Regions from separate parts of the Homo sapiens genome. Here region 2 is linked to region 1. The links are chromatin loops, found by intact Hi-C in ENCODE. Cell type or tissue: CD14-positive monocyte. All regions are shown on one strand. Each heading gives the region's core, and the rest is flanking DNA. Links, peaks and the distances in the headings are about the cores only. Region 1 has its middle 42 kb from the start of CYP26A1. Region 2 has its middle 150 kb from the start of CYP26A1.

Region 1 (16,366 bases), core at 4,557-12,556:
TTAGCCTCCTGAGTAGCTGGGACTACAGGCACGTGCCACCACACACAGCTAATTTTTTATTTTTTATAGAGATGGCATCTCACTATACTGACCAGGCTGGTCTCAAACTTCTGGACTCAAGTGATCCTCCCACCTCAGCCTCCCAAAGTGCTGGGATTACAGGCTTGAGCAACCGTACCCAGCCTCCACCCTCTTTTTAGTGAAACCCCCAAGGCCCTAGCACTAAAAGTGGTCGGCATGTGGAACAGCCTGAAACCCACCATCACTACCTCATTATTAGCTAACGCAGCCCCTCATGTGTTACCTGCAAACATTAATCACAAAAGTAGTTGCTTTTTACTCATTTATTTCTCATCTGTGTTCCTCACTATAATATATGTTCCACAAGGGACCACATTGTCTTATTCATCACTGTAAGCCCAGCACCTGGCCCTCTGCCCAGTATAGAGCAGATGCTCCATCAATATTTGTCGAATAATCAAATGATTCGTCTTTGTCCCTCAAAAAGCTACCTATATCACATGTGCCCCCAAGTTTACAAGAGTTTGGGGCTCACTGCAACCTCCGCCTTCCAGGTTCAAGCGATTCTCCCACCTCAGCCTCCCAAGTAGCTAGGACTACAGGCACGTGCCACCACATGCAGCTGATTTTTGTATTTTTAGTAGAGACAGGGTTTCACCATCTCTACATTACATCAGATGTAAATGTTTAATAGTAACTTAAGATATGGCCAGTTATTATATTGCCAAGCAGGATGTAAGTTTCACAGCTGGCATAGTCATTTTGTCAACAAAATCCACTGTTACTCACAATCTTCCCTATTTAGGAAGTCACTGCGAGGAGACCCCCAGCATGAGGCAATAGCTTCACAGCCATTCACTGGAGCATGTCACTGGGTTGGAGTTTGGGGCCAGCTTAGAACTCACATATTGGCCAAAGTAACACCTCTGGGATTCCAATTCTAGAGGAATATTTTAACCTGTCCAGTTGGAACCAGTTGAACTGTTCACACCCCTGTGTGGCCAGTGCAAGCTATTGAGAGAATGGATCACTGTCACTTTAAGTTTGAAGTGCCCAAATTAAATATATTTTCATGAGGGATGAGTGTATTTTCATGATGTACGTACAGTGTAGGCACCAAACTACCCAGGCTTGACTCTCAGCCTCTCTCTTACTAGTTATATGACTCTGGGTAAATTCGTTAAGCTTGCTGTGCCTCAGTTTCCTCATCTGGAAAACAGGCATACTAACCTTGTCTACCTCATATTGTTTTCAGAAGGATTCATGGACTAATACATGTAAAACACTTACATTGGTCCTCGCACAGAGGAAGGACAAATGAATATTCACCATGGTCATTACTGCTGTCCCCTGGCCATCATCCTTCCTCATGATATCACCTTCAACCCCTCCGTCCCCGGCCCTGCTCTTGCTCCTGCTCTTCCTTCTCACCTCTCAGACTGTGGTCATTCAACAATAAAGACCTATTGGACCAGCTGGATGCCAGAGACTGTGCTAAGTGCAAAGGACACAGTTTGCCCCTTCTTCTTAGAGTCCAGTACACGAAACAGACAAGAAGTCAGGCAGTTTCAAGGCAGTACGCTAAGAGCTAGGGTGTTGGTAGGCGTGGCCTGCCATGGGGACATCTGCCCCCCATGTGGCCAGAGAGGTCTTCCTGAACAGAGAAACCTGGCAGGTGAGCAGAAATGAGACAGCTGAGGGGGTGAAGAAGAGAATTCCAGAAAGAGGGAAGAGTACACAGAGGGGCCTGGAGGCAGCTCTAGACCAGCTCAGGGAATTCAAAAGAGCTCATTCTGACTGGAAAAGGAGTGAGGGAAGGTGGACGGCGTGGGGAGTTCTGAGGGGTGATGATGTTGAGCCCAGCAAGGCCAGATTATTAAGGAGTCTGAGGCCTTAACACAATCTCCCAGGTCTCCCTGTTCCAATGGGGAACACCCAAAGGATGTTGAATAGGGGAGTGATATGATTGTTTTTCCATTTCAAAACCGTTCTGGCTGCAATCTGCAGACTACATCACATGGGGTTAAGAATGGAGCCATGGAGACCAGTCAGGAGGCGTTGGATCTAGGCAGGATGGTGGCCTGATCCAGGATGTCAGCGGGAACTGGGGATGGAGAAGAACAGACAGGTCCGTGAGCTATTAGGAGGAGATGTGAGGCTGACTTGATGATGGACTAGATAGTGAGCAGTGGAGCCCTGACCCTGTCCCAGGTCCTGAGCTCTGGCACTTGGATCCTGTGATGCCACCAAGCCTGTCTTCCTATCTGCAGCCTCACCTGCCCCCAAATGCCTCTTGCCTGGCAGCCTGGCATTCTGCTTCCTTGAATACAATCCTAAACTGGTCCCCTCTGATCCCACCAGGATTGCTCATCATTGGCTTGGGCACCTCTATGCTCACCTGGGAACACAGTGGCTCCCCACCTCCCTTTTCATTCAAACACCTGACCCACCCATTGCTCCCTCCACCTGGATGTGTCTTCCCTGCTCTTCAGGACCTAGATCCTTCTCATCCTCTGCTGAACAATCGCCTCCTCAAAGCAGGCTTCCCTGGGCTCCCCCACTATGCTCTTCCTTGGAACACTGACGATTTGTCTGTGTTTGTGGAGTTTCTGCAGTTTCTGCCTGTCCCCTGCATCCCCCATAACATATACCCTTTGAATGTCAGTCCAGCAGGACACTGCTGCCTTGCTTTCCGTCGTCTCCCAGGCATCTAGTGCTATGCCTGACATGCGCTGCTGCTCCACACATCATTGTGGAATGAGTAATGAGTGAAGGAAGCACACTGTGTCCCCGACCATCAGTCAGAGCAGCTCCTTTCATAGTCCAACCTTGCCTGCCTCTCAAGCTTCATCTCCAACCTCACCCCTACACACATACACTGTGCGCACACACACACACACACACACACACACACACACATGCTTCAGGCTCTATGACGCCAATCTGCCTACAATTCCCCACTGCCAAACCTTTGCACACATGGGTTCCCTCACAGCCCTCCCATCAACCCAGTCCACCCCTATGGATCCTCCAAACCCCAGCTCAGACATGACCTTTCAGGAAGCCTTTCCTCACCAACCATCACAACTAAGTTACTCTCGTCTCTCCCTCCGCTCCCTCTGTACCCCATCATTATTGCACCTGGAGGTCACCATGAATTTGAACTCTCTGCACGTGTCTCCTAGTAGACTTGAGAGTAGATCCAATCTTTCGACTCTGGAACCACAGACCCCTCAGGGCTTCTGGGAGAATCATGCACTGTTACCAGGGTTACATTGCCCCCTCCTCTCTCTTCAGAAAGACCTGCCCACCCTCTCAAGGCCCTCATGCCAGCAGCTTTCTGCTCTCAGACACAGAGCTGACTGATTTCTCCAGCCTTGCCCTTGTCCTTCTACAGCCAGGTACAAGAGGCAAATTACAATTCTGCTTCCTCCCCTTTCATCCCCAATATTTTCTTTTTTTTTTTTTTTTTCTTTTCAAGATGGAGTCTCACTCTGTCACCCAGTCTGGAGTGCAATGGCGTGGTCTCGGCTCACTGCAACCTCCACCTCCCAGGTTTGAGCGATTCTCCTGCTTCAGCCTCCCGAGTAGCTCAGACTATAGGTGCATGCCACCACACCCGGCTAATTTTTGTATTTTTAGTAGAGATGAGGTTTCACTATGTTGGCCAGGCTGGTCTTGAACTCCTGACCTCGTGATCTGCCCACCTCAGCCTCCCAAAGTGCTGGGATTATAGGCGTGAGCCACCATGCCCAGCATCATCCCCAATATTTTCATAGAAATAAAAGTAAATGCAGGCCTGGCACAGTGCCTCATGCCTGTAATCCCAGCATTTTGGGAGACCAAGGTGGGTAGATCATTTGAGGTCAAGAATTTGAGACCAGCCTGGCCAACATGGTGAAACCTCATCTCTACTAAAAATACAAAAATTAGCTAGGTGTGGTGGCGCACGCCTGTAGTCCCAGCTACACAGGAGGCTGAGGCAGAAGAATTGTTTGAACCTGGGAGGCAGAGGTTGCAGTGGCCCAAGATTGTGCCACTGCACTCCAGCCTGGGTGACAGAGCAAGACCCCCATCTCAAAACAAAAAAATTAAATGCACAGATGGACATCCAAAACCAGAAATCAATAATGATGGCTTCTTCTGGAAGGCGAGGAACAGAAACATGGGGTCTGAGGAGGGAAGGAGACTTCACTCAACTTCCTTTGTCTCCTTTTAACCAGGAGAATGCATTAGTGCTTATTGCATTGTAATTGTAATAACAAAGTAGTTACTAAGCCAGAAATACATGAAGGGCAGAAATCCTTAAGAAGGAAGAGGTACCAGGTCAGGGCTTCGGGGAGCATGCAGAGGGGATGGGGCCACCCAGGCTGGGAAGAGGCTGCATTTGCACATCTGCCTCCTCTTCTGACCCGCCCTTCTCCACCCCAGCAGGAGGTGAACAAGCAGAGACCTCCCCACCCACAGCCAAAAAAAAAAAGTGAGCCATCAACTGCATCTTCCTGACCCAAGAGTTACAGATGGGGCAGGAGGAAAAGCTTACACACCCATAAATAACGTGTCCTGGGGACTTACTATTCCAGCACCTGGGCTCCAGGACTGCCTCAAGGAAGGGCTCAGTGAAGTATGTGCCTTTATAGGCCTTCCATGGATGCAGAAGTGCAAACAGCTATCCACACACCATACAAGGCACCCATGATGGAAACACATGCCAGGTACAGATGTGGGTGGAGAAGAGGGTAAAGCCTTTTTATCTTTTTTTTTTTATTCTTTTGAGATGAAGTCTCGCTCTTGTCCCCCAGGCTGGAGTGCAATGGTGTGATCTCGGCTCACTGCAACCTCCGCTTCCTGGGTTCAAGTGATTCTCCTGCCTCAGCCTCCCGAGTAGCTGGGATTACAGGTGCCCGCCACCACACCTGGCTAATTTTTTTTTGCATTTTTAGTAGAGATGGGGTTTCACCATATTGGCCAGGCTGGTCTCGAACTCCTGACCTCAGGTGATCCACCCACCTTGGCCTCCCAAAGTGTTGGGATTACAGGTATGAGCCACCGCGCCCAGCCGGGTAAAGCCCTTTTTTTCCTGACTGCAGCATCAACTGGCCCACCTCTGCCCACCAAGGACCCAGAGCCAGGAAGGCTCAGTTCGTGGCTACCTGAGGGCTCCAGGACACGCAGTACATTCATCAGGGCAGTGAGTCTAGTGACCACTTGGCAATCGGTACCACCCCTCCTCCCAGGAGAAAGTGGCTTCATTGTCCCAGGAGTAAGGGAGAAAAGAAATCCCTTCATGGGTTAGAAAGCAGGTTGCTTTTCTCCCCCTCTCTCCTTTATGAATCTAGTTGTTGAACCTACCTTTGGCTGTTATGTCTCTCCATAATTATGCACAAGGCAAGAGAAAGCAACAACTGTAACTTGAGACTCAGCAATTCAGTTTAACCACCCCAAATAACTGACAGCGCGGGTATAAAACATCCCGCAACAATGCTGGCCCAATGGCTATTACGGTGATTTACTCTGGACCACATGAAGTTCAGCGGCCGGGGAAGACGGCAGAGCCTTAAACAGGCTTTCATGCCTGTGTCGTAAATTCAGATGATTGCTTCAAAGGTGGTGCCAAAGTGCTGGTAACCCAAAGTCAAGGGGCCTAGGTTTTGTTTTCCAGGGCAAAGGGACACCATCAATGATGGGAGAGTTCTGCAGAGGTGACCCAGGGATGGGTTCCCCGCCACGTCTTCCCTAGCTTTGTCTCTTTGGTCTAGAAGAAGAGGCATAAAAGGTGTCAGCGGCCCCAGTGCTCGGTAAATCACTGGGTGTGAATCAGTGGGGCTGGGTGACGGCCTTAGGGGGTCCTTTCTCCTGGAGGCCAAGCCCAGAAGGCCCCATACTCGGTGACCCCATCAATGGGTCATCAGGCCTTGCTCAGTTACAGAAGAGACTTCTTCCAGGGTTAGAAAGAGGTGATGGGAGAAGAGTCCTCAATTCCCACAAAGAAATAGCCTCAACCCACTGTTTGGGTGGGAATTAAAGGAAAACGTGACATGCTGATACTGACCACTTAATAATCTCTAACATTTAATGAGCTTGGGCTTTATGCAAGGATTAGTGCTACTGGGGAAAAAAAAAGATTTTGTTTCAGAGCCAAAAAGACCAATGAGAAAAAGAAGTATATATATTATATTTGAGACAAACATTAGTCATTCATCAACAACTGCTACCATCTATTAAGAAAACACTTTACCCCAATATTTACCTGGAAAGGGAAATATTATAACTGCCATTTTGCAGGAAACAGAGGTTAAGAAACTGATTCACAATCTTACCGGTAGTTACACCTAGGTATATGAGTGCTCTTTTATATGACATTGGTATATTTATTTCATATTTTAAATTTAGAATTGGAAGTCCTTTACACTTAGTGATTAGGTATTTTGAAACATAAAGAACAACTGTGTTGCAGGATACGATGGCACATGCCTGTAATCTCAACACCTTAGGAGGCCAAGGCGGGAGGATGGCTTGAGCCCAGGAGTTTGAGATCAGCCTGGGCAACACAGACAGACCCCCCCATCTCAGAAAACAAAACAAAACAAACAACAACAGAAGAATTGTTTTAACTATTTTTAAGCATTTCTGGAAAAGAAATGTCTTTATTTTATTGGATGTAGTAGAGAAACCATTTGGCACAACAACAGCCATCCCTAGCATGTTTCATAAGTTGGAAGAGTTGAGAAACAGTCCATGACCCAGGAAGACCCAGAGGTTCGGGAGACCTGGGGTCTGATCCCACCCTGACACTCACTTGCTGTGTTACCTGAGTCAAGCCCTTCCTCTTTTTGGGCCTTGGTTCATCTTCGATGGTAAGGAGGCCGATTTCTCAGGTTCCCTCCATCCCAGCCCTAAAGCTTGGGATATAATTGGTGCACTCTGGGGGCAGGCTGCTACCTGGACACCCCATCCTGAGTGATACGAAACAGAATTTTCCTAGAGGAGTGGAACCAAGAGGGTTACATTGTTCAGGGACCTTTGTGCATCTCTTGCCTCACTGTGCTTGTAGAGCTAGATTTGTGCTGTCTTCAGGCCCTACAAGAGTCTTGGCTTTTATGTAGCAGAAGCTTCTGTCACGAACACCACCATAATGGCCTGGTCCAGGGATGGCAAATGGGTTTTCCCTCGTTTGCACAATGGTAGTCAGGGTCCAGTCAGGGGACAGAAATCACACCAGCGATTTTAATAGTCAGCCTTGAACATGAGGAATTGTTAGCTAGGTATCCAAAACGGCATAAATGGAACTCTAGGGTATCATGGAGATGGCAACTATGGAAAGCAGCTCCACCCACACAGCCAGAGCCCAAAGGGAAGTATTGAAACATGGAAGGTTGGAAAAGGCAAAATTCAGACCTCTGAGGAAGAGGCTGGCAGGCTGGTGCCACTGTCTTTGAGGGGCACAAGGAGGGTGGTGTCACAAATTTTTGAAAAACTACAAACTGGCTCAGCTTTTACCACAAGAAGAAACTGCTGTTGTCTGGAAGGACAAGCATTGCCTGGGTGATGTGCACAGAAACCACAAGCAGATAGGAAGGAGGGATGCCGCTCCTCCTCTTCCTCCTCCTCCCCCTCCTCCTCCTCCCCCTCCTCTTCCTCCCCCTCCCCCTCCCCCTCCTCCTCCCCCTCCTCCCCCTCCTCCTCCTCCTCCTGCCTGGTTGCTTTCCTCTAGCTCCCCCTGGTGGGCAGAGTCACAGCCCCAATATCACAAAGCGGGTATGGAAGGGTGAGTTTGGAGCTGAGAAGCATGCTTGGGCTGACCACCTGGCCCAGCCACCTTCTTTGGGTTTGGTTGTAGCTTCCTGGAGTGCAGCATTGAGGCTTATGGGGCCTCTTCATGTTGTGATAACTTGGTGATGTCAGCCATAAGCCCAGAAAAGAGAAGTGGTGGCATGAATGCCACATATTAGCCCTTTCTCTGGTGACTAAATTACCCACCACAGTGAGCGGGAGAGGTGAGCGCCACTTCCTGACTTCTAAGGGCATTGACAGCTGAGCCACAGAGCCAAGATGATGATCAACAGATTCCTTCCCCTTCACCTCCCTATCCAGCTCTCACTTACCTAATGTCCACAATTAGGTCATGTCCAGAATCCAAAAGTAAAACATAAACCCTTTACCCAGTGATTTCCTAGGAAATGTGGACTAGAGCAAGAAGGATGGTTGAAAAAGAGGCATGCCCCTGGCCACCACCCTCTCACAGCCAAAGATATTCTTCTCCTAAGACCCTGGAAGGGCAAGAGTGAGGAATGGGAACAGACCCAGACAGTAGCATGAACCAAGCACTCCCCAGGAATTCAGCCCAGAGAAGAGTCAGTCAGAAAGCTGGCAAGGCTTTAGATTCAGACAGCCATGGGTTCAAGTGTCAGGTCAGCCACTTTCCTTATGTTTATAATTAAGAAACATACCACCCCTGTCCCTAAATTAGGTGGACAAGAAACATAGATTTGTGTATGTTTTTTTTTTTAATTTCAACTTCATTTCTATTTTGCTGATAAGAAATAATAATTCTAGTCTTTTCCGCGGGGGTTTCAGGAGGATTTCAGTGGTGTGGCAGAGCTGGCTCGTATGGTTCACAGGAGCAGATTGCATGCTCCCTTCCCAGTTCTGCAGAGAGCTCACGTTGGTATCCTGAAATCTGCCACGGTGGGAGCTGCGCTACCAATCAGCAATGTTGAGTTTTGGTTTTTGGAGACCCAGATCACTAGTGCACCGCAGATCCCCTTCTCTTCCCAGGGCCTGCATCAAGGTTGGGAGGTGAGAAGAGGTAGAGGGTACATTTGGTAATGGAAAAGCGTCCTTCCATTTTCAGCCAGGGCTTCACACAGATCAGCCCCAAGATGATGCTTGCTCTTGTCTGCAAAGCATCTGTGCAATGCTTCTCTCATTCCCTTTCTGTGCCACCTTTGAACACAGACCCTCTGCCCGGCTGTCGTTGTTCCCTCCCTGGACACGCACTGGAAAGCACTTCCCTTGCAGCTCTGATGACAAAAGAGAGCTCTCTGCTCTCCTCACTCATCCCTAGCCGCTCCTCCTCATCCTGAGTGTGAATAAAATCCTTTTTTTAAGTGTGAATAAAATCCTTCCCTCCTCACCTTCCATTTTCAAATGGTATTATTAATGTTTTTATACTTTTGGAAACAAAACACCAGGAAATTCTGTCTCACATCTACCTTGAGCTCAGGAGCACAGGGCAACTCTCTGTTTCAATGGGAGAAAGAGGAGGAGGGAAATACTAGAAAGGAAAAATAGGTTAATATAGCAAAAATTTCAGTCCATAAATACATTGCATAATTCTGACCTTTTGAGTTGTTTTTTTTCCCCTACTAGCTAATTGCGTTCTCACACTTCTCTGTTGAGGTTGGAAGGGCAAATAATGTCAATAAATGATCTGTACAGTGCCTAGCACATAGTAGGTCCTCAATAAATGGTGGTTTCTTTCACCTTCATTGAGGCTCTGCACGAAGACAAGATTCAGTGGGGATAGAAAGTGAGAAATGTGTGCCTCATCCTTCTTTCCCTTGCATGGTGGCAGGGAGTGTGATCCATTGGTGATCCATTGGGTTGGTCATGTGACCCCACCTTTGGGCTTTGAGAAGCAGATACTGGTACATTAATAATGGGTAAAAAAAAAAAAAACCCACATACTCAATTAACATGAAATGTCCTCTTAGGTGAAGCAGAAAGACTGATGGACGATTCTAGAAGTGGATAAAACAAGGAATGCTCCCTTGGAGCATGGCATCTTGGCAAGCCACCATCTTCTTGGATGGTTTCCCCTCAGTCCCTTTCCAAGCCTTCCTCTTGCCTGTTATTCCAAATCTACAAGTTTCATTATGGTCAGTGTCATCCATAATCATAATTGCCATGCACCTCTCCACACCATCCATTGATGACTCCAATTCCATTCTCCTCTGCCCTGAACACCAGATTGTATTTGCAGCTCTCTTTTGAGCATTTTCAACAGATTCCACAGATACCCCCACACTCAGTACATTCCATCTTGAAGTCTTCATCTTCCTCCCTCTCCTGACAGTGACCATCATCTGCCATCTCCATCCTAGTGAAGATTACTTCCACCTCTAGTCATCCCAGGCACCTCCTTCATGCTCATTTCTTACATCAGTTGATTCTAAGTTCCTATGGTTCTGCTCTTTAATCATGCCTGCATCTGTAGCCCTTCTGTCCAGGCGCATTAGAGCAGCCCTTGTTTCTCACAGGGACACCAAATTCTCCTACAAATTCCTTTCTCTGCCCTCCTGTCTTGGCCCCTTCAATCCAGCCATCACTGCCTAAAACAAATCTGAATGTATGAAAGCTCCCTATTAAGCGACTCCCTATTACCCATGCACTGAAGTTAGAACTTGACATGACACTCATGGCTTTCCAGGATCCAGCAATAATGCCCTGAACTTCAGCCTCGTCTATTTACTCTTCTCACACTGCCTATTGCCTGCTGCAGACACACTGAACTATTGATGCTTTCTAGTTCCTTCTGCCTATGGCACCATTTCTCCTTTTGCTCCAGTAAGCCATACTTATTTTTACAACTCCATCTCCAGGACCTCCTCTGTGAAGCCCTCCTGGATTCTGCACCTCTTTGATGAGATTTGATAATTCCCCACTTGAGTCTACTTCTGCCCCTTTTTTGGGGTTTACCTTTACCTTTCCACAGTACAATTCTTTCTTTTATACATCTGTCTTCCCCTCTACTCCAGGCTCATCGAGGAAAGGGAACATGTCTTAATCAAGTTTTTTTTTCTATATAATAAAAGCCCTCTGATAAGGGGGGTGCAAATAGAATTATGCTGTTGTAAGGTGATTTCATTTGTAAATTAGGAAGGCAGAAGTTTGAAGTGTCAGGGATGAAGTGTGATTATGAAACATGAGGTAGTAAAATCCATTCTAAACAGTTTTGGATAAGATTGGGATGTATACTATTAGCCCTAGAAACCACTTAAAATATTTTTTAATGTATAGCTAAGAAACAAATACAGGAGGCCAGGTGCAGTGACTGACGCCTGTAATCCCAGCACTTTGGGAAGCTGAGGCGGGTGGATCACCTGAGGTCAGGAGTTTGAGACCAGCCTGGCCAATATGGTGAAACCCTGTCTCTACTAAAAATACAAAAATTAGCTGGGCGTGGTAGCGGGCTCCTGTAATCCCAGCTACTCAGGAGGCTGAGACAGGAGAATTGCTTGAAACTGGGAGGTGGAGGTTACAGTGAGCCAAGATCACACCATTGCACTCCAGCCTGGGCAACAAGAGTGAGACTCCATCTCCAAAAAAGAGAGAAACAAATAGAGAAAATAGGCTTGGTGCAGTGCCTTAAGCCTGTAATCCCAGCACTTCGGGAGGCTGAGGAGGGCGGTCCATTTGTGGTCAGGAGTTCAAGACTAGCCTGGCCAACATGGTGAAACCCCATCTCTACAAAAAATACAAAAAAAAAAATTTAGCAGGGTGTGGTGGCACGTGCCTGTAGTCCCAGCTACTGCTACTGGGGAGGCTGAGGCATGAGAAAAGCTTAATCCTGGGAGGTGGAGGTTGCAATAAGCTGAAATCATGGCACTGCACACAAAGCGAGACTCCATCTCAAAAAAAAAAAAAAAAGAAAAAGAAAGAAGCAAATAGAGGAAATAAAATGGAATATCAAAAAATATTTGGTGGTTGGGCGCAGTGGCTCACGCCTGTAATCCCAGCACTTTGGGAAGCCGAGGCAGGTGGATCACTTGAGGTCAGGTGTTCGAGACCAGCCTGGCCAATGTGGTAAAACCTCGTCTCTACTAAAAAAACAAAAATTTTCTGAGTGTAGTGGCATATGCCTGTAGTCCCAGCTACTTGGGAGGCTGAGGCAGGAGAATTACTTGAACCCGGAAGGCAGAGGTTGCAGTGAGTCGAGACTGCACCACTGCACTCCTGCCTGGGTGACAGAGTGAGACTCTATCTCAAAAAAAAAAAAAAATTGGTTAACCCAAAGAAGGAAGACAAGGAGCAACAAAGAAGAAAAAAACTGAATAAACAAATGGAAAACAAGTAGCAAAATAATATTGGGTTGGTGCAAAAGTAACTGCAGTTTTTGCTGCAATTACTTTTGTACCAATTTAATAGATTTAAACACAGCCATATCAAAAATTACTTTCAATGTAAAAGCCGCAAATTGAAAGGCAGAGATTGAGGCCCGGCATGGTGGCTCACACCTGTAATCCCAGCACTTTGGGAGGCCAAGATGGGAGGATCACTTGAGCCCAGGAGTTTGAAACCAGCCTGGGCAACATGGTGAAACCCCTTCTCCAAAAAATGCAAAAAAAATTAGCCAGACATGGTGGTGCGTGCCTGTAGTCCAAGTGGATAAAAAGTAGAACTCAAATATATGTTATCTATAAGACATAAAGCTTCATTATGAAGACACACATAGACTGAAAATGCTTATAGCTTTATTTATAATAGCCCCAAACTGAAAACAACCCAAATATACATTCAACAGATGAACAAATCGTGGTATACCAACAAGATAGAATTTTACTCAGCAGTCAAAAGGGACAAACTGTAGTACACCTATCAGCATGGATAAATCTCATAAAAACATTAGGCAGAACAAAAGACTTCAGATCCAAAAGAGTACACACTGCATTGATATAAAGTTCTGGAACAAGCAAAGCTCATCTACAGTTAACGAAAACAGTGGTTGACTAAAAGAGGAATTGACTCCACATAGATATGAGGAAACTTTCTAAGGTGATAGAAAAGTTTACTTTCTTGATTGTGATGGTGATTATACAAATGTGTTCATCTGACAAAACTCATTGAGCTGTATACTTAAAATGTGTGTGATTTAAGGTATGTAAATTCATACCCCCCAAAAATTGTTTTTTTTAAAAAAAGAGGATGAAAATGTGCAATGGTTAAGCCACTGTGGAAAGCAATTTGGCAGTTCTTCAAAAAGTTAAGAATAGAATTATCATATGACCCAGCAATCCCACTCCCAGGTGTATTCACAAAAGAATTGAAAACAGGTACTGAAACAAACACATAGGCACGCATGCTCATGGCCACAGCATTCACAATATCTGAAAGGTGGAAACAACCCAAATGTCCATCAGCAGATACATGAATCACAAATCATGGCATATACATTAAAGGAAATCAAAATAGTGCACCCAAAACCAAAAATCTGACGTATTTTGAGATAGCTGTTCAGAGGGCTTGCAAACAGAAGTAGGCCTGCAAAGCTGCCTTTTGTGGAAGAGACTTGGCATCTGTAGAGAAAATCTGCACAGATGCAGCCAGGCTTTTTCTGAGGCCTTCCTTTGTCTAATCTAGGAAAGATTAACTGAGAGTCTGACACCTTTAAAAGTCTGGAAGAGCCAGGCATGTTGGCTCACGCCTGTAATCCCAGCACTTTGGGAGACCAAGGTGGGTGGATCACCTGAGGTTGGGAGTTCGAGACCAGCCTGACCAACATGGAGAAACCCCGTCTCTACTAAAAATACAAAACTAGCTGGGCATGGTGGTGTATGCCTGTAATCCCAGCTACTCGGGAGGCTGAGGCAGGAGAATCGCTGGAACCTGGGATGTGGAGGTTGCAGTGAGCCGGGATCGTGCCACAGCCTGGGCAACAAGAGCGAAACTCCACTGAAAAAAATAAAAATAAAAATAAAAAAATAAAAGTCTGGAAGACACATTTGCCATCTATTCTTTCTGAGGGCTGCTACCTGTGAAGTTTCATTTACATTACAAGACCACGTATGCTAGCCATGCCTCCCCTTCTCCCCCTCCCATAACCTGTTTTGCCATAATCCAAGCCGTTATTCTTTCTGCAACCTCAAGATGTTGTATAAGCTTCTGAACCCTATTGAGGGGTTGGGGTAATTACTCTGTGGTTTTCTCCCATGTGCACATTAATAAATCTGTGTGCCTTTTCTCTTATTAATTTGCCTTTTGTCAGTTGATTTTTCAGCAAAATTTCACAGGGCAAAGGAGGAGTTTTCCCTTGGCCCTTACAACACAGAATGAAAGAAATATCATTTGGCAATAAAAAGGAACGAACTACTGATACATACTACAGCATGGGTGAGCACTGAAATTGAAAACATTATGTTAAGTGAAAGAAGCCAGACACAAAAAATCACATATCATAGGATCCTATTTACATGAAATATCCAGAATATTTAAATCCATAGAGAAGGCACAGGCCAAGGACTGAGGGAGGGGTAATAGGTTTCCTTCTGGGGTGATAAAAATGGGGACTAGACAGAGGTGGTGCTTGCACCACATTATGAATATACTAAATGCCCCTGAATCGTTCATTTTTCAATGGTTACTTTTATGCTATTTGAATTTCACATCAATAAAAAGAGATTTCTTTCTACTTCCAACCAAGAAAGAGTAATGGAAACCAGATTTACCTCCATGCCTGAAACAACCAAAAAGAATGGACAAAATATATGAAACGGTCGTTTCCAGGACACTTGGTAACAGGCAACAAAGGACAGTGATCCCTGCGTGATAAGGAACAAATGACGGGAAGCCTATGACCGCCCCAGCTTACGGACTTGAAAGAGTTTCCAGGCCACAGCACATGGAGGAGTAATTCAAGCAGAATCCAGCAGACCCCTCAATCGAGGAGACACAGCTAAGAGTCTGGAAAGACCCAGACAGTAAGAGGAATATAGTAACTATAGGAATATAAAATATCTTATTAAACAAAAAAACAAGATGTAACTCAGAATGTCTGGCATCCAATTAAAAATTACCAGGTAAAATAAAGAAGCTAAAAAATGTGATCCAAAATGAGGAGAAAAATTACCAGTTTAAACCAACCCAGAACTAATGCAGATGTCAGAATTAGCAGAGATAGACATTGTAACAGTTATTATAACTATATTTTATGTGTTCGAAAAGTTAAGCAGAGACAAGGAAGATAATACCAGAGGGCTGGGAGAAGACACGCAAACTGAACTTCTACAGATGCAGACTACGATGTCTGAGGTGACAAATAGTGTGGGCTGCGTGCAGTGGCTCATGCCTATAATCCTAGCACTTTGGGAGGCTGAGGCTGGCGGATCACTTGAGGTCAGGAGTTTGAGACCAGCCTGGCCAACATGGTGAAACCCTGTCTCTACTAAAAATAACAAAAATCAGCCAGGCGTGGTGGCACGTGCCTGTACTCCCAGCTGCTCAGGAGGCTGAGGTGGAAGGATAGCTTGAACCTGGAAGATGGAGGTTGCAGTGAGCTGAGATCACACCATTGCACTACACTCTGGGTGACAGAGCAAGACTCCGTCTCAAGAAAAACAAAAAGGAAAAAAAAATACTGTGGATGGGATTAATAGCGGATGAGACATGCAGAAGAAAATAGTAAATTCAAATAGATAGCAATAAAAACTACCCAAAATGAAACAAAGAAAAGAGAATTTTAAAAATGCAAACAGCATCAGTGAGCCATGAGATGACTTCAAGCAGTCCCCAAAGGAGAGGAAAGAGAGAAAGGAAAAAATAATTGAAGAGAATTATTGGCGGCCGGGTGCGGTGGCTCAAGCCTATAATCCCAGCACTTGTGGGAGGCCAAGGCAGGCGGTTCACGAGGTCAGGATATCAAGACCACTCTGGCTAACATGGTGAAACCCTGTCTCTACTAAAAATACAGAAAATTAGCCGGGCGTGGTGGTGGGTGTCTGTAGTCTCAGCTACTTGGGAGGCTGAGGCAGGAGAATGGCATGAACCCAGGAGGTGGAGCTTGCAGTGAGCCGAGATTGCGCCACTGCAGTCCAGCCTGGGTGACAGAGCGAGACTCCGTCTCAAAAAAAAAAAAAAAATTATTGGCTAAAATTTTACAAAATTTGATGAAAAGTATAAATCCACAAATCCAAGGAGCTCAACAAACTCCAAGCACAAGGAATTTGGAAGTATATTATAATCAAAATGCTCCCAACCAGTGTTAAAGAGAAAATCTTAAAAAGCATTCAGAGGGAAAAAAAACCCCACATTATGTACAGAGAAACAGAGGTGGGACAGCAATAAATGTCTTGTTAGAAACAATCGAAAAAAGTAAGACAGTGGAGCAGTATCTTTAAAATACTGAAATAAAAAAAACTATTAATCTAAAATTCTCTACTTGGTAAAAAATGTCTTTCAAAAACAAAAGTAAAATAAAGACTATTAGGCAGACAAAAGCTGAAAGACTTAATTAGAACAGACCCACATTACATGAAAGGTTTTTTTAAAAGTTCAGGTTTCCCTGCCAATGGGGCATGAGGATCCGGTGTTCCATTCTAGCGGGAAAATGTGGACTTGGCTGAAGAGC
Region 2 (16,366 bases), core at 4,502-12,501, 110 kb before region 1:
CCTCACTACATTACCGACAATTTGTGCAGTGAACCTTTCTCCCATCTTTCCCCAAAGACACCTCTGGCCTTTTACTGGGGTAACTGTGCATTGGGAAAAGGGAAATGATCAGACATTTCAGAGATTATGGAACACTGCCTCTGAGCTGATGTTGACTCCAGGGGACCCAAAACATCACTGTGATCCTCCAATTAAAGTAGGGACTTATGGAGGTCAGGTAATTAATGGAGTTTTAGCTCAGGTCTGACTTACAGTGGGTCCCCACAGTCATCCTGTAGTAATTTCCCCAATGCCAGAATGCATAATTGGCATAGACACACTTAGCAGCTGGCAGAATCCCTACACTGGCTTCCCTAACTGGTAGGGTGATGGCTATTATGGTGGGAGAGGCCAAGTGGAAGCCATTAGAGCTGTCTCTACCTAAAGAAATAGTAAATCAAAAACAATATCACATCCCTGGGGGGATTGTGGAGATTAGTGCCACCATCAGGGACGTGAAAGATGCAGGGGTGGTGATTCCTACCACATCCCCATTCAACTCTCCCATTTGGCCTGCCTCAAACTGACCGAGCTGTGAACCAGATGGATCTTAGAGAATGACAGTGGATTATCACAAGCTTAATCAAGTGGTGACTCCAATTGCAGCTCCTGTACCAGATGTGGTTTCATTTCTTGAGCAAATTAACACATCTCCTGGTACCTGGTATGCAGCCATTGACTTGGCAAATGCCTTTTTCTCCATTCCCGTCCATAAGGCCCACCAGAAGCAATTTGCCTTCAGCTGGCAAGGCCAGCAATATACCTTTACTTTCCTACCTCAGGGGTATATCAACTCTGGCTTTGTGTCATAATCTTATTTGGAGAGACCTTGATCGCTTTTCACTTCTACAAGATATCACACTGGTCCATTACATTGATGACATTATGCTGATTGGATCCAGTGATCAAGAAGTAGCAAACACACTGGACTTATTGGTGAGACATTTCCATGCCAGAGGATGGGAAATAAATATGACTAAAATTCAGGGAACTTCTACCTCAGTGAAATTTCTAGGGGTCCAGTGGTGTGGGGTCTGTCAAAATATCCCTTCTAAAGTGAAGGATAAGTTGCTGTGTTTGGCCCCTCCTACAACCAAGAAAGAGGCAGAACACCTAGTGGGCCTATTTGGATTTTGGAGGCAACACATTCCTCATCTGGGTGTGTTACTCTGACCCATTTATTGAGTGACCCAAAAGGCTGCCAGTTTGAGTGGGGTCCAGAACAGGAGAAGGCTCTGTAACAAGTCCAGGCTGCTGTGCAAGCTGCTCTGCCACTTGGGCTATATGACCCAGCAGATCCAATGGTGCTTGAGGTGTCAGTGGCAGATAGGGATGCTGTTTGGTGCCTTTGGCAGGCCCCCATAGGTGAATCACAGTGCAGGCCTCTAGGATTTTGGAGCAGGGCCTTGCCATCTTCTGTAGATAACTACTCTCCTTTTGAGAGACAGATCTTGGCTTGTTACTGGACTTTGATGGAAACAACGTTTGACTATGGGTCATCAAGTCACCATGTAACCTGAACTGCCTGTCATGAACTGGGTGCTTTCTGACCCATTTAGCCATCAAGTGGGTCATGCACAGCCTTCCACCATCAAATGGAAGTGGTATATACGTGATGAGGCTTGAGCAGGTCCTGAAGGCACAAGTAAGTTACATGAGGAAGTGGCTCAAATGCCCATGGTCTCCACACCTGCCGCCCTGCCTTCTCCTCCCCAGCCTGCACCAATGGCCTCATGGGGAGTTCCCTGTGATCATTTGACAGAGGAAGAGAAGACTAGGGCCTGGGTCACAGGTGGTTCTGCACAATATACAGGCACCACTCGAACGTAGACAGCTGCAGCACTATAGCCCCTTTCTAGGACATCCCTGAAGGAGACCAGTGAAGGGAAATCTTCCCAGTGGGCAGAACTTCTAGCAGTGCACCTGGCTGCACACTTTGCATGAAAGGAGAAATGGCTAGATGTGCGATTATATACTGATTCATGGGCTGTAGCCAATGGTTTGGCTGGATGGTCAGGGACTTGGAAGAAGCATGATTGGAAAATTGGTCACAAAGAAATTTGGGGAAGAAGTACGTATGTGGATAGACCTCTCTGAGTGATCAAAAACTGTGAAGATATTTGTATCCCACATCAGTGCTCACCAACGGGTGACCTCAGCAGAAGAGGATTTTCTGTGGACACCACTCAGCCTCTTTCCCTAGCCACTCCTGTCATTGCCCAATGCCCATGAACAAAGTGGCTGTCGTGGCAAGGACGGAGGTTACTCATGGGATCAGCAACACGGACTTACACTCACGAATGCTGACCTGGCTATGGCCACTGCTGAGTGCCCAATTTGCCAGCAGCAGAGACCAACAATGAGCCCTCGATATGGCACCATTCCTCAGGGTGATCAGCCAGCTACCTTGTGGCAGGTTGATCGTATTGGACCTCTTCCATCATGGAAAGGGCAGAGGTTTGTCCTCACTGGAATAGACACTTACTCTGGATATGGGTTTGCCTATCCTGCATGCAATGCTTCTGCCAAGACTATCATCCATGGACTCACGGAATGCCTTATTCACCTTCATGGTATTCCACACAGCATTGCCTCTGACCAAGGCACTTGCGGCTAAAGAAGTGCAGCAGTGGGCTCATACTCGTGGAATTCACTGGTCTTACCATGTTCCTCATCATCCTGAAGCAGCTGGATTGATAGAACGGTGGAATGGCCTTTCAAAGTCACAATTACAATGCCAACTAGGGGACAATGCTTTGCAGGGCTGGGGCAAAGTTCTCCAGAAGGTTGTGTATACTCTGAATCGGCATCCAATATATGGTACTGTTTTCCCCATAGCCAGGATTCATGGTACAGGAATCAAGGGGTGGAAGTGGAAGTGGCACCACTCACTGTCACCCCTAGGGATCCACTAGCAAAATTTTTGCTTCCTATTCCCATGACATTATATTCTGCTGGCCTAGAGGTCTTAGTTCCAAAGGCAGGAATGTTGCTACCAGGAGACACAACACCAATTCCACTAAACTGGAAGTTAAGATTGCCACCTGGACACTTTGGGCTCCTCCTACCTTTAAGTCAACAGGCTAAGAAGTTAGAAAACTGGAGTTACAGTGTTGGCTGGAGTGATTGACCTGGACTATCAAGATGAAATCAGTCTACTACTCTACAACGGAGGTAAGGAAGAGTATGCATGGAATACAGGAGATACATTAGGGCATCTCTTAGTAGTACCATGCCCTGTGATTAAGGTCAATGGGAAACTACAACAGCCTAATCCAGACTGGACTAAAAATGGCCCAGACCCTTCAGGAATGGTTTGGGTCACCCGACCAGGAAAAAAATCAATGACCTGCTGAGGTGCTTGCTGAAGGCAAAGGGAATACAGAATGGGTAGTAGAAGAAGGTAGTAATTAATACCAGCTACGACCACATCATCAGCTTCAGAAGCGAGGATTGTAATTGTCATGAGTATGTCCCCCTTCTTTTGTTAAAAATATGTTTTGCATATATATACTTGTGCTAAGAAAATATCTTCATTTTATTTTCTTTCTCCTTTATCATGTGACATAAGATTTATTGACTTCACATTAGCATTTAAGTATTGTTAACTTTATGTAATAGTTTTTGGGTTGGGGATTGGTGCGTTTCCAGTTGTATGAAGGATAGTTGTTTTATGTTAGGCATAATTATGACCTTATTATTGTCTTTACTTAAAGATTATGTATGATCTCAGGAGATGTGTATGGGTTCAAGTTGACAAGGGGTGGGCTTGTGATGGTTAATACTGAGTGTCAACTTGATTGGATTGGATGCAAAGTATTAATCCTGGGTGTGTCTGTGAGGGTGTTGCCAAAGGAGATTGACATTTGAGTCAGTGGGCTGGGGAAAACAGACCCACCCTTAATCTGGTGGGCACAACCTAATCAGCTGCCAGTGAATATAAAGCAGGCAGAAAAACATGAAAAGGTGAGACTGGCCTAGCCGCCCAGCCTACATCTTTCTCCCATGCTGGATGTTTCCTGCCTTTAAACATCAGACTCCAAGTTCTTCAGTTGAGACTCAGATTGGCTCTCCTTGCTCCTCAAGCTCGCAGAGAGCCTGTTGTGGGACCTTATGTTTGTGTACGTTAATACTCAATAAACTCCCCTTCATGTGTATATATATCCTATTAATTCTGTCCCCCTAGGGAACCCTGACTAATACAATCTCCATGTATTTTTTTTTTGGCTATAAGCTTACTTTTTCCAAAACTTTTTATTTAAAAAATTCTCAAGCCTACAGAAAAGTTGAAAAAAATATAGTGCAACCCGTATCTCTATCTATATCTATATCTTTATCTATATCTATATCTATAGATATATATATTTTTTGAGACAGGGTCTCACTCTGTCACCCAGGCTGGAATGCAGTGGCACAATCTTGCCTCACTGCAACCTCTGCCTCCTGGGTTCAAGCAATTCTCCTGCCTCAGCCCCCCGAGTAGCTGGGACTACAGGTGTGTACCACCATACCCAGCTAATTTTCTGTATTTTTAGTAGAGACAGGGTTTCACCATGTTGGCCAGGCTGGTCTCGAACTCCTGACTTCAGGTGATCCACCTACCTCAGCCTCCCAAAGTGCTGGGATTACAGGTGTGAGATATGGCGCCCGGCCCGTATCTATATATTCTTTATCTAGAAAATTCGGTTAACATTTTATCATATTCGTATGGGGTTGTTTCCTCTCTTACTCCATTCTCTTCATATAAATGTTTTCTACTCCTCTCCCCAATCATTTGAGAGTAAGTTGCATGTCTCACTTACATGTGATGTCTGCATCACAACACTTCGTAGCTAAGTATTTCCCAAGAACAGGAATATTTTCCTATCTAAACACAATATAACTAGCACACTCAGGAAATTTAATCTCAATATAATACTATTATCTAATCTGGGGTTCATATTCGAATGTCCTATATTGTCCCCAAAATGCCCTTTGTAGCTTTTTAAAAAGACATTAATGACCCAATCTAGAAACACACTTTGCCTCTAGTTGTCATAACAACTTTTTTCTCTCTTTCACTATAGTGATATTTTTAAGCATTCACTCAGGTTATTTTGTAGGATGTTCTTCAACTTTGGGTTTGTCTGATTGTTTTTTCCTAAGTAGGTTCAAGTTAAACAGTTGGGCAGGAATATTAGAGAGATCTTTCTCCAATGTGTATCTTAGATGTATCTTTCTCAGTGCATGACATCAGGAGGCACATGTGGCCACTTTGTCTCATTTTAAGTGATGTTAGGTTTGATCATTTGGCATACAAGTATTTTTTTCCCTTCTAATAAGTGGACATCAATGAAGTGATATATTGAGGCTGTGAATATCCTTTTCCCTTGGTGCTTCTCAGTGGTTGAGCATCCCTTGATGAACCTTTACTTGCCTCTGTTATTGAAATGGGTGGTTGGAAATGATGACTTTTAAAATGTCATTGTTCTTTTTACATTTATTTGGTGGCATTATTCTATAAAAAAAGATATTTTCCATCTCACTCTACACTTATTATTATTTTTAGTGTCTCAATGGACTCATTGATTTGTTTTTGATGTGTTATTATTTATAATTTTCACTGTTCTTCTTAATGTTCCAATTGACCCAAATTTAACCAATGTGAGCTCCTTCAAGATGGCTCCTATGTCTTTTTGACATCTCATCAGTTTTTGAACACTTCCTTTACTTTCTAGCATAAGGAGATATTCCAGATTCACCTTGTATTTTCCCCTACCCAGCCCTTAAGTTATCCATTTCTTCAAGGAGCCCTGGCTCCATTTAGAGCTCACTACTACTGGACTGTCATTGTTTCTAGGCCTTTGGAGTAAACAGAGCTAGGAAATATATATCTGTGTATATATAATATAATATGTATACATTTATTAGATTTATAATATATAGAACATATATTATGAATATATATTTTAAAAGTATGCATTTGTACTGATACTTTTGATTCCAATCCAACACCAAAGTTTTTTTCTCTTTTCTTCATTCCATATTCATGTCTCCCTTCCCCTAGAGTAAAATCTTTTTTTCCCAAATATGAATATATATATATAAATGAATATATATTTATTCATTGACTACAATATACTCAAAATAGTTTAATAATTACTTCCCCACAATCACCACTGACCACAAACTGCCTAAGGTAAAGATTTTTTCAGTTTTGTAATCTTTGGACTACATCCCACCAAGTTTGTGCAGTTAGAGTACTTTGTCCAAAAGTTTCTTGGATTAGTTCTTTGTTTTCCTCTGTGTGGTTATATTATCAAATTGACCTACGGTTATATTCCACTAAGCTTTTAATAAATATTGAGGACAAGCTCAAGGTCATAGTCACTGATAGAACCTAGAAGGCAATGATCTATGTTGCGAATTCAGGGCAAACTCATGCTTTTAGTCACTGATGGGGAGCAGAACCCACATCCAGACCAGGACCCTTCCTCTTCCACATGACATGAAACTAAGAGGCAGGATAGAGGCAGGAGGCAGAGAAATTCTAGGCAGACAGAGGCAGGTCCTGTCCCACCTTCAAGCCAAAAAGCCTGAAACCCACCACCGAAAGTGAGAACTTCTATTTCTGTTTGCCCGTTCTCTCCCTATTGGTTCTTTCTGAATAGTGCCTTTTAACCAATCAAATGTTGTCTTTTCCAAAACTACCTATAACCCACCCCACCCCCCCACCATCCTGTGCCTATAAAGACCCCAGACTCAATAGGGAGCGAGGAGAGATGGCTTGACTTGAGAGAGGCAGCCTGACTTCAGGTAAGGCTACCTGTCCTTCCTGTCCCCTTTCCAGCTCCCCTCTCTGCTCAATAAAATTCTCTACCTTCACCATCCTTCAATTCATCCCCATGACCTCATTTTTCCTGGACACCAGACAAGAGATCGGGACCCACCGAGTGTAGGTATCCAGAGAGTCTGTCACACTAGCCCTTTGCCCTCACTGGCAGAGGGCAGTCGCCCCATGTGACAAGGCAAGGAGCCAACTGAGCTGCTAACACGCAGCTGACCACGGACAGCAGAGCTAAGAGAGCACTGTAACACTCCCTCTGGGGCACCAGGGTAGCAGGCACCCCCACCTGGGTATCGCCATGGGCCCTACATGAAGCTTGCTCCTGCCAGCATCTGGAATGGCCAGCTGGATCCTGCACTTTTTCACTCATGCCTGGTCTGGTCACAGGCCCTGCATGAAGCTTGCTTCTGCTGGTGCCTGGAGCAGCTGGTGCCCAGAGCAACCGAATGGATCCCACACTTGCTCACTCATGTACTCCCTCCTGCAAAGGGTTGACTTTGGTGGGCTGAGTAAACAGGGCACGCCTGTCGTGAGTCCGTCGAAGGGGCCAAGAAAAATCCTGCATCAAAACTATCAGAAAATGAGCACACACATATGTGCAGAGCTAATGTCAAGCAAAGTTCAGAATGTTAAGGATCTAGGTTTGTCTCATTTTTTTTTTTTTTTTTTTTTTTTTTTTTTTTTTTTTTTTTTGAGATGGAGTCTCACTCTATCGCCCAGGCTGGAGTGCAGTGGCATGATCTCAGCTCACTGCAACCTCTGCTGCCCAGGTTCAAGTGATTCTCCTGCCTCAGCCTCCTGAGTAGCTGGGATTACAGGAGCCCACCACCACGCCCGGCTAATTTTTGTATTTTTAGTAGAGACAGGGTTTCACCATCTTGGCCAGGCTGGTCTTGAACTCCTGACCTCGTGATTCACCTGCCTCAGCCTCCCAAAGTGCTGGGATTACAGGGGTGAGCCACTGTGCCTGGCCTGTCTCATTGTTTTAATGCTTCCTTGATTTATGAAAAGAAAGTTGTGTATGGAGAACACCACAGACAGAAACAAAGGGAGATGAGGTAGGAATTAAAAGAGAGAGAGAGGCTTGGCGTGATGGCTGATGCCTGTAATCCCAGCACTTTGGGAGGCCGAGGCGGGCAGATCACGAGGTCAGGAGATCGAGACCATCCTGGCTAACACGGTGAAACCCCACCTCCACTAAAAATACAAAAAATTAGCCGGGTGTGGTGGCACACACCTGTAGTACCAACTACTCCGGAGGCTGAGGCAGGAGAATTGCTTGAACCCAGGAGGCAGAGGTTACAGTGAGGCAAGATTGTGCCACTGCACTCCAGCCTTGGTGACAGAGTGAGACTCTCTTAAAAAAAAAAAAAAAAGAGAGAGAGAGAGAGAAAGAAAGCCAGAGGAGAGAGAAAGAAAACCAGACAGAAAAACTGGCATCTGCATAGAATGGGGACCATGCAGTGTCCTGCAAAGCCCAAACTGTATCAGTCTTGGCTAACCCTTCCCTGAATTCTCCTCTTTATAGAGGGGGTGAGTTTGAATTGGAGGATTTGCCCTCCTGTCTGGTCTAGTCAGACAGCTGGGAGACCCTCAGCAAGCTCTAATGCTCCACAATTCCAGAAATTGGCCAAGCCTCTATTCCTAGCCAGAGAGACCTCAGCAGCTACTGTGGGTGTCAGGACAGAGTCTGTGTGATCAAGGTGCCATCGGGTGGTGCTGGTGTCTTTGTGTCAACAAGATAAGCCTTTCTCCTGATTCTTCTGGGTGCAAGTTAGCTGAAACTAGGATCTTCACTTTCATGGGTCATGCCATGGACAAGGAAAAAGGAGAGCTGAGTTCATCCTTTCTGATGTCTGTTTTATGCTGTCATGGCACAAAGGAAGACAGAAAGCCCCACATCTGACTTGGGAGTTGAAATCCAGGTGAGGGATGAGGATAAACAGGTGCCGAGGGCCTGCTGTTTATACAGGTGTGCCAATTCTCCGACCACCTTGGTACTGCCCTCCCATTGACGAGCCCACTAGTGGAGGGCCCAGCATCCACTCTGTACACCATGGTGGGCTGCAGTTTCATGGGAGAGCTCCATCTACTGGAAGAGCCCTCTACCCCATCTGTTCTCTAGAAAGTGGTTAATACACATTCCCCCTAAAGTAAAAACCTAGATGTCATTTAAAGTGTGATCCCTCCAAGAGAAACGTAAGTTCCAACAACAGATCTAAAGGCAATTGATGTTGGAGCAATAATGATGGAAATCTGGGTGGCCTTTTCCAAATACCAGTACAGGTGACATTGAGGGGCAGCAGCTCTTCAGAACTCACTTCAGATCATGACCCTGACCACTCATAAGGGTGCCTCTGAATGGAATAACAAGATTTGGGTGATGCTTGGAGGATTCTGTTTTCTCCTAATTAATTTATTCTTTTTGAGTTACCATAAAACTTGAAGGCCTAAGTAAATTCAGGGCACCCTAAAATGCACTTCAACAACAACCTGGCCAAAATCTCACAATATTCTCTGTAAGCTATTCCATTCAATTGCAGTGTCAAATTGAAGCATTGGTGGGGCCCAGGCAAAGTATGATAATATCACAGCTCCTCCCTCTACCCTATACTTGCTTTTTCACAGACAGTGAAACGTTGGCATCATTCTTCAGGAGACACATAAGGGAAGGTGACTGAGCACAGGTGTGGAGCCAGAGGCTCAAGGTATGGTGGAGCTGTGGCTGGCACTAGCTTCTGAGCTTTCCCGGTTTCCTTAACCATGACCAGGAGGCCCAGAGAGCCACAGGTCTGAGAGAAGAGTGAGAGGAAGCAAGGTTCCAGAAGCACCATCTCTGCGAAAATATGGCATTGAGGACTTGCAAACAGATTTACTAATGGGAAAAACTATGCTGAGAAACACTTTTGGTGTATCAGAGGACATGGGAAGATTTAGCTTAAGGTTCAAAGAAATCTTAGCAAAGAAAAGAAAAAGAGCAATAATTAGCCTCAGGAAACTAAAAAGTTATACAAGAAAATAAATGTCATGATAGTACACTACTTGGCTCAGCATTAAACAAGATTAACTGTGTGTTGCTTTGATTGATTGATTGATTGATTGAATGTGTGTGGAGATGGAGTCTCATTATATTGCCCATGCTGGTCTCCAGCTTCTGTGGTCAAGCAATCCTCCCACCTCAGCCTCCAAAAATGCTGGGCTCCCAAGCATGAGCCACCACCCCTGGCCTTTTTTGTTTGTTGTAATTGTAAGCTTGTTAGCAATATTTGACTTTTAAAACTGTGTTCAAATATTATTTTGATTGAAAGTTTCTTTGAAAAGTGTTTATTTTTTTTTAGGATCTTCTGCTAGAGAAAGTAGATTGGGCCTGAGTTCAGTGTGGCATTGGCAAAAAGTTAGATCTTGATGCCCAGTGGTTATGTTCTCCTAGCTCTTTTCTCTAAAAGATTCGAGTTCAGAGGAAAGTCAGAGGCTTGAGATGTGGCATCAGATTGTGTCCTCTTGGGGGAATGGGAACATCTGAAAGTCACCCATAGCTCAGGGCACTTCAAAAGCATCAGACATACTTGTGAGCTGGTCATTTCACTGGCAGGGCAGCCTGGGACTGAGAGTCAGTGGGCAGGCTCCAGTGCTGGCTCCACCACCGACAGGTTGACCTCAAACAGTTTATTCCACACATCTCACACTTTATCCTGGGCTTCAGTTTGTTCAGCTCCAAAACTGATAGGGCAGGGAAAGGGCACAAGAAAATTATCTACTGGTTGTTACATCCAGTCATGAAAGTTGATCCAGTACTTCCCACATCCCTGCTGGTCACAGGAGTTAAGCCTTGAACCAAAGCCCAAAAAGTTCTATACTCATGTGGTATTTAGCTTAGCAGGGGGATGGACAGGAAACCAGGAAGCACATACATAAATGACTACAAATCTTGGAGATAAAACTGATGACAAGCAGGTTGGGGGGAGCTTATTAGATGGGCTGGTCAGGGAAAGCCTCTCTGAGGAGGTAACTTTTGAGTTGAGATTTGCATGATGATAAAAGGCATTACAGGGTTTATCCAAAGTGCCATGGGAAGAGAGGGTTCAAAGGAGCACAGAAGGGCTTTAAGTGGGAATGTGTGATATGGGCTGATTTGTGTGTTAAAAACACGCCCTGGCTGCTGTGGGAGGACGAGAGGGGAAGCAGGGAGATATCTAAGAGGCTGCTGCTGTAGTCCAAGCCAGTATGAGGGCGGTTGGAGAAGAGTAAATAGATTTGAGCTATAATTGGGAGTTCTAGAGTATTTCTGCAGTTCTTCCAGCTGAGGTGATAGTGTAACCACCTTCAATCTGGCTCAAGACAAGTCTAGTCATCTTACCTTGGAAGGACCAGGCCATCAAGCCATAAGCAGCGATTTAATGGTGACTCCTCCTAAGGAAACTGCCAGGCCAAGCAGAGCCTTTGTGCACTTTTTGAAAGGACATCCTTTTCTCCAGGGAAATATAGGTCTATGCCAGGGCTCGTCATGGTTTGGCTGGTGAGGATGATCTCGCCCTGGGCTGGGTGCCTTTGTGCAGCCGGCCAGAGGGTAGGTAGCAGCTCTGTCTTCTAGGTGGGAAAGGACCTACCTTCAAAGCTGGAACAACAGAGACTTCCCAGACTTGTGGCAGTGCTAGGGACTGGGAGGAGGGACGGGCTCTGGTTAGAGCCCCCTTTAAAAATCCTTGATAGCTATGGGTGATCTCTAATCAAAACTATCCCCCCCACACACCCAAATTTAGCTTCCTTTCAGAGGGTGGCACGTCTCTCCATCACCACCACTCCCAACCTGAGTACCCGATGGAATCCCATTGCCTCATTTCACGAATGGGTAAACTGAGGCCAGGGAGAGCGGCCGCTGCTTGCCTGAGGCTGTGGCTGTCGAGGGTTGGGGCAGCTCTGAACCCCGGGTTGTTCGCCTCCCCAGGTGGAGCCCATCGCGATCCCTGGGCTCCGAGGGAGCCGCCTGGCCACCCAGCACATCGGGTGTCCTTGACTGGCCGCCTGGGCAGGCGAGAGGAATACGGGCTGCGCTTGGAGGGGATGCTCAAGTACCTCGGGAGGAGAAGCTTTCTGTTTTGCGGGAGAGGAAATAGAAGCCCTTGGAAGAAGAGACCTCATCCCAGAAAATAAAAGCTTAGGACAGGCTGTAAGGCGTCCCCTGGCGGCGCCTGCCTGCTCTCCGCGTCCCGCGGCCTCTGCGCCCCTGATGGAGCCGGGCCCACCCCGCGCCGCCGCCCTCACTTCCTTGCGAGGATCTGGAATTCCGGGGAGCCCCAGCCTGGCCCCCCGAGCCCAGGACCTCATTGACGGCCAGGAATTCAATAGCAACGGGCCGGGGGAAAGAAAGGAGGGAGCAGAGGGGCTAGAGAGAGAGAGGAAAGGACTGGAGGAGGAGAAGAAATAAAGGAGGCAAAGAAGCAAAGGTCGGAGAGCGGCACACTCTGACATTCATGAACTTCCAGGAAACCGTCTGGGATCTAGACTCCTCCCCCCAACCCCGGATGTTTCTGGTCTGTCCTTGATTGGCCCCATCTATGTTTGTCTTAGTCCCTTTTCTGTTGCTTATAACAGAATACCTGAAACTAGGTAATTTGTAAAGAAAAGAAATTTATTCCTAATAGTTATGCAGGCTTAGAAATCAGGGGTGGAGGGGCTGCTTGTGCGAGGACCTTCCTGCTGGTGGGGACCCTGCAGGGTCCTGAGACTGCACAGGAATCACGTGGCGAGGCGGCTGGGCAGGCTAGTCCCGGCTCAGGACTTCCGCTTCTAATGAAGCTACCAGTCCCGCTCCCATGATAACCCATTAAGTCATTAACCCACGAATGGATTATGACAGGAGCCCTCGTGACCCAATCACCTCTTAAAGGCCTCACCTCTCAATATTGCCACACTGGAGATTAAATTTCTCTCTCTCTCTCTTTCTCTCTCTTTCTCTCTCTCTCTCGTGTGTGTGTGTGTGTGTGTGTGTGTGTATTTGTGTGTGTGTCTGTGTGTCTTTTAAGTTCAACTTCTATTTTAGAGTAAGTGTGTGTGTGTCTTTTAAGTTCAACTTCTATTTTAGAGTCAGGGGTACCTGTGCAGGTTTGTTATATGGGTATAGCTCATGATGCAGAGGTTTGGGGTATGATTGATCCCGTCACCCAGCTAGTGAGCACAGTGCACAATAGGTAGTTTTTCAATCTCTGCACTCTCTGTCCCTCCCCCATTTAGTAGTTCCCAGTGTCTATTTTTCTCATCTTTGTGTCTCTGAGTGCCCAGCATTTGGTGCCCACTTATAAGTGAGAACACACAGCATTTGATTTTCTGTTCCTGCATTATTTCACTTAGGATAATAGCTTCCAGCTGTATCCATGTTGCTGCAAAGGACATGATTTTCTTCTTTATTGTAGCTGCGTAGCATTCCATGGTATATATGTACCACATTTTCTTCATCCAATCCACTGTTGATGGACACATAAGTTGATTCCATGTCTTTGCTATAGTGAATAGTGCTGCAATGAACTTACAAATGTATGTGTCTTTTTGATAGAATAATTTATTTTATTTTGGATAGATACCAGTAATGAGAATGCTGGTTCAAATGGTAGTTCTAAGTTCTTTGAGAAATCTCCAAACTGTTTTCCATGGTGGCTTAACTGATTTACATTCCCACCAACAGTGTATAAACATTCTCTTTTCTCTGCAGCCTCACCAGCATGTTTGTGTGTGTGTGTGTGTGTGTTTACTTTTCAGTGATAGCCATTCTGACTACTATGCGGTGGTATCTCTCAGATGGTAACCACTCAGATGGTTTTGATTGCATTTTTCTGATAATTACTGATGTTGAGCATTTTTTCATGATTGTTTGGCTACTTGTATGTCCTCTTTTGAGAAGTGTCTGTTCACACCTTTTGTCCACTTTTTCTTTTTCCTATAGATGGGATCTTGCTCTGTCACTGGAGTTCAGTGGTGCAAGTATGGCTCACTGTAGCCTCAAACTCTCGACCTCAAGGGATCCTCCCGCCTCAGCCTCCTGAGTAGCTGGGATTACAGTTGTGTGCCACCACATCTAGCTAATTCTTATATTTTTGAAGAGGCAGAGTCTTGCTATGTTGCCAAGGCTGGTCTTAAACTCCTGGACTCAAGCAGTCTTCAACTCCTGGCCTCAAGGAGTCTTCCACGTCAGCTCTCCAAAGTGTTGGGATTACAGGCATGAGCCACTGTGCTCAGCCTTGCCTACTTTTTAATGGGGTTATTTGTGCTTTGTTTGTTGAATTGTTTAAGCTCCTTATAGATTCTGGATCTTAGATCTTTGCCAAATGTATAGTTTGCAAATATTTTCATGCATTCTGTAGGTTGTCTGTTGACTCTGTTGATAGTGTCTTTGCTGTGCAGAAGTTCTTTAGTTTAATTAGGTCCCACTTGCCAACTTTTGTTTTTGTTGCAGTTGCCTTTGTGGACTTAGTCATAAATTCTTTCCCAATGCCAATATCCAGAATGATGTTTCCTAGATTTTCTTTTAGGATTCTAAATAGTTTGAGGTCTTACATTTAAATATTTAATTCATCTTGAGTTACTTTTTGTGTATGGTGAGAAGTAGGGTTCAGTTTCATTCTTCTGCATATAGTTAGCCAGTTATCCCAGCATCATTTATTGAATAGGGAGCTCTTTCCCCATTGATTGTTTTTGTCAACTTTGTCAAAGGTCAGATGGCTGTAGGTTTGCAGGAGATTAAATTTCAACATGAGTTTTGGAGGAGACAAATATTCAAACCATGACAATATTCATTCATTCATTGATTCAATTCAATATCATTGAGTGCCAGGCCTTGTACCAGCTGCTGGGGTGCAGACATGAGCCAAGCAGGCCAATATCTGTCTTTGTGTAGCTTAGACAGACAGATGGTGGTCAAACAAAATCCCAATACAAAATAAACAGAGATGAGTGCTAAGGCAGAAAAGAACAGTCACTCTTGAGCACATAATAGGGGGACATGGAATCATATTTTTGACGGTCAGGGGCCTTGAGGATGAGAAAAAATTCCTTCCTTCCAACTTTTTTATTTTGAAAATTTCAAATCCATAGAAAAGTTGCAAGAATATTACAAGGAATATCTTATACCCATTATCTAGATTTACCATTTACTATTTTGTCACATTTGTTCTCTCTTAATTTTTTTCTGCACCATTTGAGAGAAAGTTGCAGACATCATGACTCTTTACCCCTAAATATTTCAGCATACATATGCTAAGAACAAGGACTTTCTCTAGAACCACAGTGTCTTGTCCAATTAATTTCAGATTAACATACTAGTTGCATCGATATTCAGACTGTTATGGGCTCAACTATGTCTACCCTAACAATTATATGTTGAAGTCCCAACCCCTAGTACCTCAGATTGTGACTATACTTGAAGATAGGGCTTTTTAAAGAATGTAATTAAGGTTAAATGAGGTCACATGGGTGGCCCTAATCCAAAATGACTAGTGTCCTTATAAGAAGAGGAAATTAGACTGGGTGCAGTGGCTCACGCCTGTAATCCCAGCACTTTGGGAGGCCAAGGCAGGTTGATCACTTGAGGTTAGGAGTTCAAGACTAGCCTGGCCAACATGGTAAAACCTCGTCTCTACTAAAAACACAAAAATTACTTGGGAGTGGTGACACACACCTGTAATCCCAGCTACTTAGGAGGCTGAGGCAGGAGAATCACTTGAACCTGGGAGGCGGAGGTTGCAGTAAGCCAAGTTCATGCCACTGCACTCCGGCCTGGGCAACAGAGTGAAACTCTGTCTCAAAAAAAAAGAAAAAAAAAAAAAAAGAGGAAATTAGGACACAGATGTGTGCAGGCATTGAGGGAAGATCATGTGAAGACTCAGTGAAAAGGTGAGAGGAGAGAGGCCTCAGATGAAACCAAACTGCTGACACTTTGATCTTGGACTTCTAGCCTCAAGAACTGTGAGAAAATACATTTCTGCTGTTTAAGCTACCCTGTCTCAGGTATTTTGTTATGGCAGTCCTAGTAGACCATGGACCACACAGTCCACAACCAAATTTTTCTAATTGTCCCAGTAATATTCTTTATACCTATTTTTTAAAATCTGGGAACCACTCAAGGATCACATGTTGCATTTCATTGTCAATCTAGTCTAGAACAGTCTAGAGTTTCCCCATAAATCTAGAACAGTCTTCCCCACATTTTTGTTTATGCTCTGCCCTGCTATTGATGTCTTTGAAGGATCTGGACCAATTTTCTTGTACAATGTCCCACAGTCTAGATTAATCTGATTGTTAGAATCCACTTTAATATTTTTGGCTAGAGTACTTCGTGGTAATGCTGAGTGGATGAGGTAGGCATTGAAAACCAGCAGTGGGCAGTCTGGGCAGAAATGTCAAACACTGCCATGCACAGAGCAGGTACTGTGGAGGAGGCACTGCTGCAGGCATCTTGGGTGTCCTGCATTCATGAAGGGAGGGCAGCGAGAGCCCGTGTATGTGCAGGGG

What was found. A loop is a pair of places that touch in the nucleus more often than their neighbours do. Peaks named below come from ENCODE experiments on the same cell type or tissue, not always from the same donor. Only the 100,000 strongest peaks of a DNase experiment are listed, where the experiment ranks them.
Region 2: it touches region 1 in a loop (2.3-fold over the local background); 4 of 110 quality-filtered maps call a loop at or near these places.

The regions. Positions count from the first base shown.
Region 1 is chr10:93,107,371-93,123,736 of GRCh38, reverse strand. No RefSeq gene overlaps it. Among named protein-coding and RNA genes, the nearest start is that of CYP26A1, 42 kb to the right of the region's middle. RefSeq lists enhancers at 7,631-7,925, 8,027-8,096. In CD14-positive monocyte, for the core only: a CTCF peak has its summit at 7,934; a DNase peak (open chromatin) is centred at 7,756; H3K27me3 peaks cover 460 bases.
Region 2 is chr10:93,216,781-93,233,146 of GRCh38, reverse strand. No RefSeq gene overlaps it. Among named protein-coding and RNA genes, the nearest start is that of CYP26A1, 150 kb to the right of the region's middle. RefSeq lists an enhancer at 11,861-12,155. In CD14-positive monocyte, for the core only: a CTCF peak has its summit at 8,570 (motif pointing left); a DNase peak (open chromatin) is centred at 8,576.